Linked DNA regions of Mus musculus: region 1 is linked to region 2. Evidence: chromatin loops called from intact Hi-C (ENCODE). Cell type or tissue: left cerebral cortex. All regions are shown on one strand.

Region 1 (8,000 bases), 100 kb before region 2:
GTTTTCCGTCCCTCCTTCTCTCCCTCCGTTTTTCTGTTCATGTTCCCTCCTTCCTTTCCTCCTCCTTCCATTCTTCTTTCCTTCCTTTCCTGCCTTCTGTACAGTGCTTCATTTTATATTTATTTATTTGCATAAAGAAGCTTTACACTTACGGAAAAGGTAGTGTACAATCTTCAGTTTAGTAAGTCAAAGAACAATGCTGATTTTGCATCTTCTAAACCATATTAACAGTGTTATTCACATTTTCTCAGAAGATGTGACCAGGCACAGGCAGGAGAAATTTAATAGTAACTCCTCATTTTAAAATAATTTATTTTCTTAGTTCTATTTATGTATGCCTGGGTACATGAGAGCAGGAGCCTGCAGAGGTCTGATGTATTGGATCGCCTGGAGCTGGGGTTACAGGCAGTTGTGAGCTACCTAACACAAGGACAAGGAACTGAATTCAAGTCCTCTGGAATAAGTTAAGTGCTACTAAGCTACTAAGGCGTATCTACAGCTAAGTTTCCAGCTATTAACTGTCAGAAAAAAAGTAGGATAGAAGGTTTAGTGAAAGATTTTACTAGAAGACATTGGACAGAGATTAGTACATTCATTCATCTGTTTAATCCAACAACTTTTAATGATGGTTCTTAAATGCTTTAACCTCCCCTTTACCCACCCACCAGAGGTAGTAGAAAAGAAAGGATATGGGGGAAGTAGAACTGTTTAGAAAAGTTCTTTGAAGCAACTTCCATTTGTGTTGTCTGGAAACCAGCAGTTCAGTTCAGAGGTTTGTAGAGACAGCTCCATTCACTCACAAACACTTCATGAATATATAAGCAATCCAGTTCAGTAGAGTTGGGATAGGAAACCTAAATCAGCAGTGGTGGCAGCTAGACCTCAGCCTCAGCGTGAGTCAGCAGGAGGGATCAGGGCCAACACCAGGAAGAGTTCTTGGCTGTGCCTTTCTTAGGGAAGCAAGGATCAGTGAAGATCTGAGACCAACAAGCATTGCACAGCTAGCTCAGTAATCAAGCCTAGCTTAGCCTTCATCACTGTCTATAAAGCTCTATTTATACTTCCTCCAAACACCACATGTTCTCCCTGGGTCTTGTCTCCGAATGTGTCTTGCCTCAGCACATGTATCAGTCTCAGCTGACATTGTTCAGCCAATCAACTTGAGTCTAAAAAAGGAGCAAAAACTACAGCATACCACCAGAAGTTTTTGGGTACATTTCTGTCTATAGAGCTCAACTACGCAATGTAAGGCAGACCAATACATGCATGTTGTTAGCCAAGAATCCCTTATCATGTGTCCTTTTACATGCTTGATTTAGCAGAACATCCTATTTCTTGTGTCTGCTTCAGCTAAATGTTCCTTTACGTGTCTGCCTAGCCTTTCACCTGTGTCCACCTCAGGAAAACACTCCTTCATGTGTTCTCCTCAGCAAAACACTATCCAACACAACTGACTTCCCAAAGAACCTATGAGTTTCCATTTCAAACAACCATCAATTTACTTCCCTATGAGTATGGCTTTTGAAAGTCCTTGGAGACTCAGAGTTAGAGGCACATCTTTAACCTTATAGAGAAAAGGTCTTTGTAGAAAAAAATCAACAACTGAAAGCTGCCATAACGCAGTGAGATAAATGATCTGATGACAGTATTTTAGTCTCTGATGGTGTAGTATTCAATGCTGCATTGAACACAGTGAGGGTGTGGATTCAGAGTAGTCCATGAGGGGGTCTAGTCTATGATGAGTCAGGCAGGGCATGTTCAGATGAAGGCTCATCTACACATGCTTTTGTGCTGCTGAGCAGGTGTGAAGGAGACACAGATTATATGCTATGCCATTGAGGTCAGATATTGTTTTTGAAATCAATGGAAGACATCCTGTAAGAATTTGACAGAGGAATCACATTCTCTTTAAGGCCAATATTTTAGACCACATGTGACACCAATCACTGAAATAGAGGCAGAAATGTGACAGAAGAATTTACTGAAGTAATCCCTGTGAGGGATAAGGGCAGAGCAGAGGCAGGGAGGTATACTTGCAAAGATCTGGGGTTTGAAACACTGGTGCCCTGTGACACACTAAACAAGGGCAATTAAGCACAGAGAACAGGATAAGATAATTGGATAGTCTTCTGCTAAAATTATTTCTGCAAAAAAATCTCTCTATGGGTGAAAGACTAGGCTAAATAATATCTATAATTCTTTTCCAGGTATATGGGTCATAACTTAAAATTTTTATTAACTTTCAGATCGCCTGACAGCTTCAACTAATTATAATAAGATGCAATAAATCTGAAGTTTAGCATCTACACAGTGCAGTGGGACACTGTTTCAGCAGTCACACTATGAAAATATTGAGCCCTCACCTTTCCCTATTGGCAAGGCTCATGGGCAATGATATATTGTTGGCAAAAGTATCACTTGGTATACACCTTTTCAAGAATTATTTTTAATGATGTGTCATTGTGTGTGTCTGTGTAAATGTACATGAATGCTTATGCCCGTGGAGGTCAAAGGTTTTGGATCCCCTGAAGCTAGAGTTGTAGACAGTTGTGAATTGCTCCACATGCACACAGGGAACTCAGCTTGGGTCCTCTGGAAGAGGAGCAGTACTCTTAACTACTAACAAATCTCTCCAGGCCCTGGTCAAAATCTTTGGAAGAATAATTTAATGTTATATACTAAAAGCTATAAATATTCCAACACAGTCTTGAACTATGCAGAACAGAGTAGATAGAAAAAATATAAGAAAATAACTACATCAATGAAGTGTGTATTACTACAGCATTTAGTTCTATGAAATATTGGTCATGATATTAATGTCCAAGAACAAGGATGTGTAGGTGAATTTCCTTACATTAATTCCAGAAGATAGAGAAGCTGAGAAAACCTTGACTTTGTGAACAGTATCCTGTGTGCTGGTGCATCATCTTTTGCTCAGATCCTAGACTACTTTTGTTTCCCTTCTGAATAGATTGGAGGTCTACCAACGCGATTACGCTCAGTGACAACCCACATCTAAGGGAGTAGATTTATATTCAGAATCACAGACAATGGTAGGCTTCTCTGGACAAAAGCCATAATATTTTCAATGCTAAGATGGGAAATGTATGGCAACCATCTCCCCTTTTTTTCTTTAGCATTCATCCTTTACCTTTCCATAGTGTGATGCCTTGGTGACATTTTAACAATTATAAAAGAAAATGAAAACAAAAGTCTTATTTTTGCTGTAAGGTTGTATTGTTTATCCCTTCAGCTTCTCCACGAGATGACTTGTTATTATGCTTCCCAATTTAGAAGAGTTAGATATTTAATAATAGAACCCATGTGCAGCGGCTCTAGCCCTGCATCCTGCTTTCTAAAAATGCATTCAGCACCAATTTCACAGAGGCCCACCTACACTCTTGGAGCTATTTAATTTCTCACAGTTTTGTGCTCATGTTGTGCTTTGGCACCCGTGCAAAAAGAAATGAAATCCTAACCAATCCTCAGCAAAACAGAAGAAATATATATAATGAGCCCTAGAAAGGATGAGTCTAGTATTACTTGGGATAGCTTTTTAAGCAATAACAAAAAGAACTAAAGAAAAGGCCCCCGCTTGATGAGGCCTTGTTCTCTGCTTGTCCTTAACCATAAGTTGTTAGGACATTTCTATAGCCTTTTACCTTCCTTCTATTCCCTCCACTATTCGGAATTTTCTTTCTCTTAAGCAACTCCTGGTCTTGCCAGCCTGAGTCCAGGCAACATTCACAGGAGACATATTTTCTGGAAGTAGCATTTATTTGCTCTTGGATTGGTCCTTATACATTTTTTCTCTCTCTCTCTGATTCCTCACTAAACTCTCACACGTATTTTAAACCCCAGGAACTTGTGTCCATTAATTTCTTTCACACAATGCTATGTCCACTACAACATATTAAAAACTTAACTCTTACTTTAAAAATCAAAAATTTAAATATAATACAATTACATCATTTTCCTCTTCCTTTTCTTCCTCAATCCCTCCCATGTATCTTCATCCCTTGCTTCCTTTCAAAATAGGCCTTTGCTTTCTTTTGATATGTATATAATATAATTTATACACATTCTATATATGCTTAAGTATATAGCTACAACCCACTCAGATTATTTAATGTTGTTTGTATGCATCTGATTTCAGCACTGACCACGCAATTTTGGGTAATCAGGAGCCTTTTCCTTGGGGAATACTGTTCTCCTGGCTCTTGTCATTCCTTAGATTCCTGTAGTTCTTTGTTTAGGAATGAGTCAAATAACTTGATTTTTACTGAAGCCATCAATTGCCACAAGGATTAGTAATCCTTCTTTTCTAAAAAGGAAGGAAGGAAGAGCAGAGGGGCAAAGGAAGGGTGAGAAGGAAAGGAAGAAGAAAGGAAGAGAAAAAGCAACATTATCTTATGGGGATTGTGGACATGATTGAAAGTGAATAACTATTGTTCTTGGTAGACAATGTGAATGCTGGATTCCCTACACTCAGGGATACTTGGGAGACCCAGAGGGACTGCATGCTTTAAATTCTGTCATATATCTTGGGTATCCTAGGTTTTGGGCTAATATCCACTTATCAGTGAGTACATATTGTGTGAGTTCCTTTGTGAATGTGTTACCTCACTCAGGATGATGCCCTCCAGGTCCATTCATTTGCCTAGGAATTTCATAAATTCATTCTTTTTAATAGCTGAGTAGTACTCCATTGTGTAGATGTACCACATTTTCTGTATCCATTCCTCTGTTGAGCGGCATCTGGGTTCTTTCCAGCTTCTGGCTATTAAAAATAAGGCTGCTGTGAACATAGTGGAGCATGTGTCCTTCTTACCCGTTGGGGCATCTTCTGGATATATGCCCAGGAGAGGTATTGCTGGATCCTCCGGTAGTACTATGTCCAATTTTCTGAGGAACCGCCAGACTGATTTCCAGAGTGGTTGTACAAGCCTGCAATCCCACCAACAATGGAGGAGTGTTCCTCTTTCTCCACATCCACGCCAGCATCTGCTGTCACCTGAATTTTTGATCTTAGCCATTCTGACTGGTGTGAGGTGGAATCTCAGGGTTGTTTTGATTTGCATTTCCCTGATGATTAAGGATGTTGAACATTTTTTCAGGTGCTTCTCTGCCATTCGGTATTCCTCAGGTGAGAATTCTTTGTTCAGTTCTGAGCCCCATTTTTTAATGGGGTTATTTGATTTTCTGAAGTCCACCTTCTTGAGTTCTTTATATATGTTGGATATTAGTCCCCTATCTGATTTAGGATAGGTAAAGATCCTTTCCCAATCTGTTGGTGGTCTTTTTGTCTTATTGACGGTGTCTTTTGCCTTGCAGAAACTTTGGAGTTTCATTAGGTCCCATTTGTCAATCCATAATCAGCATCCAAACGCTGACACCATTGCATACACTAGCAAGATTTTATCGAAAGGACCCAGATGTAGCTGTCTCTTGTGAGACTATGCCGGGGCCTAGCAAACACAGAAGTGGATGCTCACAGTCAGCTAATGGATGGATCACAGGGCTCCCAATGGAGGAGCTGGAGAAAGTAGCCAAGGAGCTAAAGGTATCTGCAACCCTATAGGTGGAACAACATTATGAACTAACCAGTACCCCGGAGCTCTTGACTCTAGCTGCATATGTATCAAAAGATGGCCTAGTCGGCCATCACTGGAAAGAGAGGCCCATTGGACACGCAAACTTTATATGCCCCAGTACAGGGGAACGCCAGGGCCAAAAAGGGGGAGTGGGTGGGTAGGGGAGTGGGGGTGGGTGGGTATGGGGGACTTTTGGTATAGCATTGGAAATGTAAATGAGCTAAATACCTAATAAAAAATTAAAAAAAAAATAAATTCTGTCATAGAATGACAAGATGCAGGACAAGAACTTAATGTATTTTGAGTGGTGTGGTTTTCCCCGATATCATGCCCAAGTCATGTTATAAAATCTTTGAGACTTAAGATGAATATTTATTACTTGGTATTGAAGGAATGTCTTATGAATCTAATTCCGTCACTTTTTCCATCAGTCTGATAACACATTTTCTTAAGATCAGGATTTGGCCTTGAGTCCCCTGCCCGTTCAGTGCTTTGCATGAGAGCGTTCTCTGTATTTCTGGTGTTTGATTCCCTTCTCTCCTTAGTAAGTGCTGAGGGGCTAAGGAGTCTCTTCAGTCTCCATATGGACTGGAAATAGGTAGCCCATTTGGTGTTGGAAAATAAATCATGACAAAGTCTTTCTGGAACACTGAGAGGTAATTAATCTCAGGTTCCCCCAAATATACCACATATTTAAAGCTACATGTGGCTGCATTCCTATCACAGATTAATGAGATCTGTGATTTAGTTCTCACATAGGATTCATCAAGTTTCAGTCTAGATGAGTGAGCTGAAATTTGCCACAAAGCTTTTTCTGATCTTCTTCTCCTCTTGAAGCAAACTTATCAGGATTTCTAACTTTACCTGGAGGGTTATGGATGGCAGCCCCTGGCATATTTATTCATTTTTGGAATTACTACTGAACACCTTATCAAATTTAGAACCTGTTTTCTGACAGAATAGTAGAAAACTGACACTAATGTTCTGCCTACCACGATCCCCTCTGGCTTCTCCTATGTTCCCTTTTACCCTGCTGCTACTTTGCCAATTGAACAGCACACTCTTTATGTCCCTTGAAATGCATATATAATGTTACTTGGGTAATTGTATGTAGGTGAGAAAGTTCTTATTTATTTACCTTTTGGTATGGATGACTGAGTTAATACTGAATGGCAAATAGTATCAGTCAGAGTGCCAATTATTTAATTTCAATGATACGACTTTGTTATTAAAACCATTTACTACATCTGCCTGTCATGCTGATAGCCCTGAGTTTGATCCCCAGTAACACTGAGTAGGAAAAAGTAAAGACCAGCTCCTGACACATTTGAAAGGTGTCTTTGGAGGGTAAGCATGAAACAACTCGTAGCTAGGTTAGCAGTGAGCACCACAGAAAGCTGATTCTTTAACCAGGAAAACATAGATTTTCATGTGTTCTTATTGTAATCAATATGTACTACATCTGTGTTGCGTTCATAAACAGACTGAGCAAGTACCTGTTACATCACTAACCAAAACCAAATAAATTAATACATAGTAATATAGGCACAAGTGTAAATAGATAGTTTTCTTTTTTAAAGAGAAATCATTTAGGGAAGATGATTGGCTAACATATTGGATTCAAATCTTACAACCATATTGAATGAAGCTCTTTTGATTTTACAAAGCATGTGGATAGTTTAACCTAAGTGATGTCATATACAGTACAATTGCACTTGTCAAAAAATTTACCCTACTTCTCTCACTTGATCAGATTTCAGGCAAAATTGTCTTCAACATCATTTAACTATTTAGTTGTATCATATATTTACATGATATGTTTATACTGAATCTTTTTATTTTTTAAACATTGATCCATGTTGTCCTTATAATATGACTTAAGTCCCTGAAATACACAGATTGGAAACAGACAGACAGACAGAAAGACACACACACATGCATATACAAATATATAGGTATATTATATATGTATATGTTATACATATAATTCATATCTCTGAATGTTCTAGTGATATTCTGTACAATTTTGCTTTAATTCATTTTATGTGATTCTATTATTATAACTGTACACAGAATGTTACAGTTGGTCTAGATATTATAGTTATTAAAAATAACTTTCTTAGGCAACATTTGGGTTCTTTGGAATTAATCATCTTTCTTTGACATATGTTTGATTTTTACATATCTATTATTTCTTCAACTCCAAACTCTGAAAGAACTAGAAATATTCTTTTTTTTTAATAGTTTTTTATTACGTATTTTCCTCAATTACACTTAGAATCCTATCCCAAAAGTCCCCCATACCCTCCTCCCCACTTCCCTACCCACCCATTCACATTTTTTTGGCCCTGGTGTTCCCTTGTACTGGGGCATATAAAGTTTGTGTGTCCAATGGGCCTCTCTTTC
Region 2 (8,000 bases):
CTTTATCTTCTTTAGATTCAGTGTATCTGGTTTTATGTGGAGGGCCTTGATCCACTTGGACTTGAGCTTTGTACAGGGAGACAAGAATGGATCGATTTGCAATCATCTATATGCTGACTGCCAGTTGAACCAGCACCATTTGTTGAAAATGCCCCCCCACCCCCACTGGATGGTTTTATCTCCTTTGTTAAAGATCAAGTGGCCATAGGTGTGTAGGTTTCTTTCTGGGTTTTCAGTTCTATTGCATTGATCTTACCTGCCTGTCAAAGTACTAATACCATACAGTTTTTATCACTATTGCTCTGTAGTACAGCTTGAGGTCAGGGATGTTGATTTCCCCCAGATATTCTTTTCTTAAAAGTAATCCTTCAAGACAAATTTGTACTCCACAAATATTCTTGAATGTGAGGTTTTCCATTAGAGAGTGGCTGACTTACCATGAGCTACACTCTTAGAGAAAATTGCCTCTCCCAGCAGCTAACAATTACCATTAGCTTCCTCAATTGAGTGAGCCCAACTCCCATCTCTGTGGTGGAATTTTGTCAGGTTTGGGCTCACACAGGTTTTGCACATGCAGTCATAATATATGCAGCCATCCTGCTGTGTCTGGATGATAATGTTTCTTTGAAGTTTTCCACAGCCTCAGATTCTTGGACTCTTTTCCTCTTCCCGTGTGAACTCTTGGGAGTTGGGTTGTAGTGTAAGTGTTTCCCGTAAGACTCAGTATTCTACAATTTCTTATACTCTGCACCTTGGCCAACTTTGGGCCATTGTGTTAATCACGATCAACTACAAATATATGCTTATCAGATGGAGAGTGAGAGGTGATTTGCCTGCATGTAACTATAAGTCCTTAGGAGTCTAAAGCCATTACTTATTTACCAGTAAAACAGTGATAAGGCCTCCAACCCATGGTCTCTCTAGACACATATTCTTAGCCTGATAATGTACAAGGTATGGGTATCCTCAGGTAGTAGAAGCTATGTTCTGGTTGGTTTTAAGGTTTTATTTTGATGGGAACACTCGGACTATGATTCCACATAAACAAACGTGTCACTACTAAAAATGTTACAGTAAGAAAGTATGCACATTCAAAAGAATTGTTTTTTGTTTGTTTTGCCTTTTATAATAAAAACTATGTTTTATATTTTATTAAGTTATTTGTTTGCCTTACAACCGTCTTTGCAGCTTCCCCCTTGTTCTCCTCCAAGATTTTCACTCTTTCCCCTCCATTCTACCCATCCTCTCATTCTCAGAAAAAGGAGGCCTCCCAAGAGTATCAACTAGCCTTGGCATATCAAGTTATAGTTAGACTAGGGGCATCTTCTTCTACTGAAGCTAGACAAGGCACCCAGTTTAGGGAAAGGAATCCAAAAGCAGGCAATGTGGTCAGAGAAGCCCCTGATCCCACTTTAGGAGTCCCACATGAAGACTCAGCTACACAACTATTACATATGTGCAGAACATCTTAGTTTGTCCCACGCATGCTCCTTAGTTGCCAGCTTAGTCTTTGTGAGCCCCTATGTGTCCACAGAAGTTGACTTTATAGGTTTTCTTGTAGTGGCCTTGACCCCTCTGGCTCCTTCAATCCTTCCTCCTGTCTTCTGCAGGATTCCCCAAGCTCCATTTAATGTTTATCAAAGAAACCTTGTTACATTAAAGTGAACTTCAGGAATCTGCTGGCCAGTCACTAATCCTTTTTAATAGTCATGGTGAAGAGCGGTGATAAGGGTGGAAATGATGTAGGTTGTCAAGTTAGACTGATTTGAGGGACTCCCATAGTAGTTTTATTAGACAAGTGATCTGGACAGAATTGTGTCACTACTCCTTCAACACTCATATTCCTTTGCGGAAACCTTAACTTCTGATATGTGTACTGGGAAACAGCTTTCAGATGCTTATTAAGATCAAGTAGTGGAACAGAGCTGGAGACCAAGCTGGTGGGTCCAATAAGTCTTATAAGAAGGGGAGAAATAGAGGACTATTCGAGGCCTGCACTGGATAAAGGCTAGACAAGCACAGGGAGAGAAGGCAGCTATATGCACACCAGGAAGGCAGCTTTCACCAGAACCTCGCCATCCTGGCACTCTGATCCAGACTGTCAGAAGCAAGTGTCTGTTTGCTTATACCACTCAGCTAGGGTATTTCAGTCTGAGATGAGGAAAGGAATGTTACTTAACCTTTTTTCTTCAAGAAAATCAGAATAATTTCTACTTCTCAAGTCCATAGTGAGAACTAAATAGGTCACACCATAGAGCTTGAGAACATACTGAAAAGACTGTGAGCAAAACTCCTTAATGGATTTATATATGATTGCAGAGCCACACTGATTGCACATTCCTGACTCTATGGACTACAGTACCCAGAAATTTTGATGAAAATATGGATTCCCATCCTCACATATACCTGATGAATCAGACTTCCTGGTAATGCCAAGGAGTATTGATTGTATAAATTTCAGACAATCTGCCTACTAAATTTTAGTAACCTGTGTCAAAGGAATACCGTACAAACCAATGCCTCAAAATGTTTGTTCAAAGGTGTGCAAATGCCAAGCACTCGGATTAAAGTGGTTTATGTCAGCAGATGCTAATCAGTGTAAAGAAGATTAACAGAAGTCCCTATCTGAAAGCCTGTTCTAGTATCTGCCTTGGCCATTGTTGATTTGCATGGAAGTACTTTAGAAAGACCACAAAGGACAGTGGATGAGTGTTGGCTGGGAAATTAATTAAGATAGTATAATAAGATTAGTGTAGCATTTTATAAATCATGACCCTATTTAAATACCACCTTCTAATCGATAATATAGGAGGACACAGTGTGTTGAACTGGAGGAAGTGGCTATTTCTATTGCTTTGCCCACACCATCTTGACTAACTAGCAGGCAAAGTCTCCTTTCTGTCGGCATATATAAAAGCCGAACAGAAGGAAAACATCAGCAGTGTTCCGTCTCTGGTTCCCAGAAATATTGACTTCTTTTTTTAGTGATACTAAGTCTCATCTAAATGATTAAATCTTTAAAGAGAATGCCAAAGACCCAGCAAATGGTAATTACAATGCCTAATCCACCTCCTCACATCCTCCTGCAAGACAATATTTACTCTGGGTTATGGGTTTGCCAGAACAATCAGAGCTGTGCCTCAGCTGCTGGGTGTTCAGCTGTATCTCAGCCATGCATCTTTGCAAGATGTTATGAAGATCCAACTGGAACTCACAAGCTTTGTCAATGGTTAAAAATGTCTCACTAGAAATATATTAGCATTTGCACTTGGATCTCAGTTTGACTTCTTTTTTTACTCCAAGTAATTTTAGCTCCCTCCTCTCGTCTTCCCTCTGCTAATGTGCTTAATCTAACAAGCCATATGTGATCGTGAGCCTTGCGATATTTACAGACCTCTTTAGATCTGAGAATGGATTTATTCTTCCTTGAGGGTCTACTATGTATCAGGTGCCTAGCTGGTCAATGAAGTCTAGATTTGTCAAAACTGACACTAAATAAAACATATCTGGTGTTTCAACCTGTAGATGGAGCGTGCTCATTGTGCACCTGCTTACATGTTGTAGTTTCTTCTTTTAGCACAGCCATTTTCTGTGATAATACATTTGTAGGTCTCAGTATCATTTCCTAACATCATTCTCAATGACTGTCTGCCAATGTTTTAAATGTTTCTGTGTTTCTTCTTTGACTCCCCCATAACATTTTCCTGACTTGTGTTAATTTCCCATTGTTGCTGTAACAAATCAGCACCACCACGATGTCTGGAAACAACACCTATTATCTTACAGTTCTGAAAGCAAAGACATTTGAAACAGGTCTCCCGGACCAAAGTCTGTAGCTACATTCCTTCTTCCAGGCGCTAAGAGATCATCTGGGGGGAGGGGAGGGGAGGGGAGAGGGGGGAGAGGGGGAGGGGGGAAAGGGGGAGGGGGAGAGGGGGAGAGGGGGAGAGGAGAGGCTGCTGCTTTGTTCCCCCCCTTTCCTTTTCTAGTATTTAGAGGCTACTCATATTTATCACCCTGCCACCTCTCCAGGTCTGCCTCATCTTCTCCTCACCCCCCACTTCTGAACTTGCATGTTAGCTTTATGTAAATGTTCTCTGGTAACTGCCCTAAATTTAGCTGATTAACAACTTTGATTCCACTTATATAACAGTACATTTGAATGTTTCCCAGAAATAGAATATGGACATTTTTATGCTACATGCATGTAGTGTCTGTCTATCTGTCTGCCTGTCTCTGTCTTTGTCTCTGTTTCCCTCCTGCATCTCTCTCTCTCTCTCTCTCTCTCTCTCTCTCTCTCTCTCTCTCTCTCTCTCTCCCTCCCTCCCTCCCTCCCTCCCTCCCCCCACTCTTTTGCTCCCTCTGTTGGTGTTAAGTAAATATTAGTTACTAAATCTTTCCCTCAGAAAACAATGTTGTAAGAGAGATGCTTTGCTTCTCCACCCCACTAGCAATCTGTGATGGAAAAATCACCTGCTTGCAGGACTAAACTTAATGATTAGATAAGACCATTCTGGATTTTCAGTATTTAACCTCTTCAACATCTTCTTGATTTAATAACATCTTCCTTTCTCCTGGTGCCCAACTGCACAAGGCTGCTGAGCTCCTTCTCAGCAGCTGTGATGCCCAGTGGGTCACTAGTGTCCATTTCCCATCTAGAGCCCATGTTCTCTTCAGAGACTAGGCTCAATTTCACTTCAACATAGACATATCAGACGCCTTTGGTTTAACTTGTCCATTTTACATCCTAAAATCCATATTCTATTTAGTCAGTACATACAGAGAAATGACACCTGAGTCTTCTGGTGGGAACACAAGCCATGCCTTTCTGTCTAGGTGTCTTGGAGCATATTCTCTGGGAACTCTGAGCTGCCAAGTAAGGCTCAGTGAACTGTAACCACATGAGATTTTGCACTCACCTCTCCAGATCCACCCATTCAACTTTGACTTTCAACAAGGCTCTAGAAATATGAGCAAAGCTAGTATGGACTATCTGGAGCAGTCCAGATATCCATTCCTGAGAAAGACCTTCAAATGATGTTAAACTGTTGCTCATTTAGACCTCCCCTGAATGTTTGCTGCATACAATTGTAACAAACTGTCAAGTGGTGATGATTCTAAGCCATGGAATTTGGAGATAATTTGTCATGTGCCAAGGCATGACTGGAATATTACTTAGTAGCTTTCAGGGCCTAAAAGTGAACTGTGTAATACATGTTAAGTCTCATTTCATGAGATCTTAAAGTTGTCACAATGCATAGAAAATGCAGGGCTTCGAGTATAGACACTACCATATCTTTTGATCTTCATATACACTGCTGCTTATATAAAATGAAGTGTATATTTTTGACTGGATTTTCAGGTCTTTCTCAGATAGGTTTCAGAGTAAAGTAACAAATATTGGTTACAGAAAGAAAAACTCTGATCATAAAATTAGCATATGCTTTCTAGTAATAAAATGAAAATCTGATGGAACATGGCCATCTTCCTTTCCCATGTGAACAGTTCTTATCCTTTCATTCAAAATAGAAAAAGAACAAAGGTCATGTTTTTTCCCTTAGTGTAAGCATAGTAAATCCCACTATGACTGACCAGGACCAGGAAGTGGGAGTGGGTGGTCAGGTGAGCAGGGGTAAGGGGAGAGGGGATGGGGGTTTTTGGAGGGAAAACCAGGAAAGGGGATACATTTGAAATGTAAATAAAGAAAATATGTAATAAAAAAGTCAAAAAATTATTTTTAAATAAAAAGAAAGCTCACAGAGATAAGTATTAATGCAACAGAAATATATACTTGAGTCCCATGATTATAAAAACAAGATAACAAGTAAGAGAGGTGTCTTTAAAACAGCAGTACATGTTCCCACATGGGAAGGTGACAATTATTAAAAATGATGAGCATGTCTGTTATCCCAGGCTGTCATCTTAGCACCTTTGAGATCGAGGCAGCATGACACCAACTTGGAATACACAGGAAAACCATGTCTAAAAAATGTGTAAGTAGTATCTATGACTGTCGGAGGAAAAGTAAAGTATACTTTAATAAAAATATGATAAAATAATAAGATTAATTGTGATAATTTGAATTGTATACAGTATAACATTTATCACTATTTTTTGGGAACAAAATGCATTACCTTGGGACATTTTATAATTTAATACTCTATCAAACAGTTTAAATGAATTGAGATTAAAGAAAACTTTTAAAGACCAGATACTGATTTAAATGTATAAAAATATATTAAGTGTATATCAGACCTGATTCTTATTAATGCAGATCCTAATTAAGATTGGGAAGACACTAAATCTAAACATAAAAGCTTTGACACAAACACATTTCTTATAGGTCATTTCTTTGCCACTGGTGAAATTAGCCACTTCATGCCAGATCAGACTATATTAATGGCAGGTTTATTAGGAAGCTGTTTTAAGCTTAGTTCATTGTTCCCAAAGATTGAGGGAGGTCAGGAGAGACCCCTCACGCCACTGGGAGAGAGAAAGATGGAGAAGGGGGAAGAGAAAGAGAAAAAGGGCATGTGGGCAGAGAGAGAGAGAGAAAGAGAGAGAAAGAGAGAGAGAGAGAAACACAAAATGTTTGGATTATATAAGGAGGAGCCTCTGGGGGAAGGGCAGCCCAGCTCCTGGGATGGAAAGTTCAAGGTTGGGGACAGGGTATGCCAGATAGAGAATGAGGGATGCTGGGAGAACCTGGAGGCCAGGTTTGCTTTGGAATGTAAAATATGCACCTCAGTCCCTTATCCTGAGGTCTGAGACCAGCAATTTCTACGTCTTAGACTAGATATAGTAGAAGTTGTCTTAGAAAACTCAGTACTGACCTGATTGTTGGTGGAGAAACATGGCATAAGAACATGATCCAGCTTAAGACTTAAGTCTGAGTTAATTAGCTGCAAGTTAACCTTTTCTTACAGACTGACCAGGGTGTTTTGAGTACTAAATATAGTATTTTGGTCCTGGCCACACGGAAGTGGAAACATTGTGGGGGGTTTTCCCCGATGTCTTTTTCCTAATGTCACTCTTCTATTTTCCTGCTGGGTTTGGCTAGGTACTTCCAATAAGATCCCCAGGTAACCCCTTGTTCAAATTTTATACTTCTTAGCGTTCTGATTTTGCCAGCTAAAGAAGATAAAATGGCATCCCAAAACAATTGTGCATGATGCGTTCAATTCTACCATGAGGATATTGTACTACCTGAATCTTTGGGATACAGACACCAGCGTTAGACGGCCAGTTTCAGGTGCTCATTCAGTGCTCTGGAGATTGGGCTTGAGATTCTGTTTGTCTCAAGCTCCAAGGTGCTGCATCGCCAGCATGACGCAAACCATGCTAAGTGAAAGAAGAACGCCGCCCATGTTTACTCTTCTTTGTTTTCCCATGGGTTGTGGACTGTGAGTGCACTGACGTTTGTGAATGGCACTGTCTACCTCACGCTGGTGTTTGTGAATAATGTACGAGGCGAATTGCCTGCCTCCGATTGATCTGGTGGGTGTTCTTACAAGTGGGCCGTGAATTTCTACAAAGAAATTTCTTCTGCAATACCCAAGCAGGGTTTGGAGAAAATGCTGACGACGCTGGCAATAACTTGATGACAAAAATAATTTTTCTGACACTGTGGAGAATGCCAGGCCAAAGGCCTCAGAAGTAAATTTAGACAATATAACTTACTGGTACCTTCAATGCCCCCTTCAACCACCTGTCCCTTTGGCTTTCTTTGATTGGCTAATCATGCAATTGTATAGTCTAATAGATGTTCTTTAATAAATCAGGTGCGGGGTTTTGAGAGTCCAAGATAAAGTTGCAGGTTCTTAGGTGGAAGTTCTTACAAATACTTGTGCTAAGGTAACGTTCTTTTCCTCACGGTCTGATTTAGATGTGTCAAGAGGTGTGTTTAAGAGGAGGGTAAGTTGTGGAATTTTGATTCCATTTGCTCTTATGTGTTAATTGTCTACTGACCTAGAGAACCGTTCATTTTATGTTTCAGTAGA

The links. Peaks named below come from ENCODE experiments on the same cell type or tissue, not always from the same donor. Only the 100,000 strongest peaks of a DNase experiment are listed, where the experiment ranks them.
Region 1: a loop joins it to region 2, with 8 times the contacts of the local background. A loop is called at or near these places in 2 of 42 quality-filtered maps.

Annotation. Positions count from the first base shown.
Region 1 is chr6:27,784,754-27,792,753 of GRCm38, reverse strand. The region is part of intron 2 of Grm8 (glutamate receptor, metabotropic 8); the gene reads left to right. Among named protein-coding and RNA genes, the nearest start is that of Mir592, 150 kb to the left of the region's middle. In left cerebral cortex, no CTCF peak of the experiment used is centred here; DNase peaks (open chromatin) are centred at 3,018 and 3,401; H3K27ac peaks cover 678 bases.
Region 2 is chr6:27,684,798-27,692,797 of GRCm38, reverse strand. The region is part of intron 5 of Grm8 (glutamate receptor, metabotropic 8); the gene reads left to right. Among named protein-coding and RNA genes, the nearest start is that of Mir592, 250 kb to the left of the region's middle. In left cerebral cortex, no CTCF peak of the experiment used is centred here; a DNase peak (open chromatin) is centred at 3,180.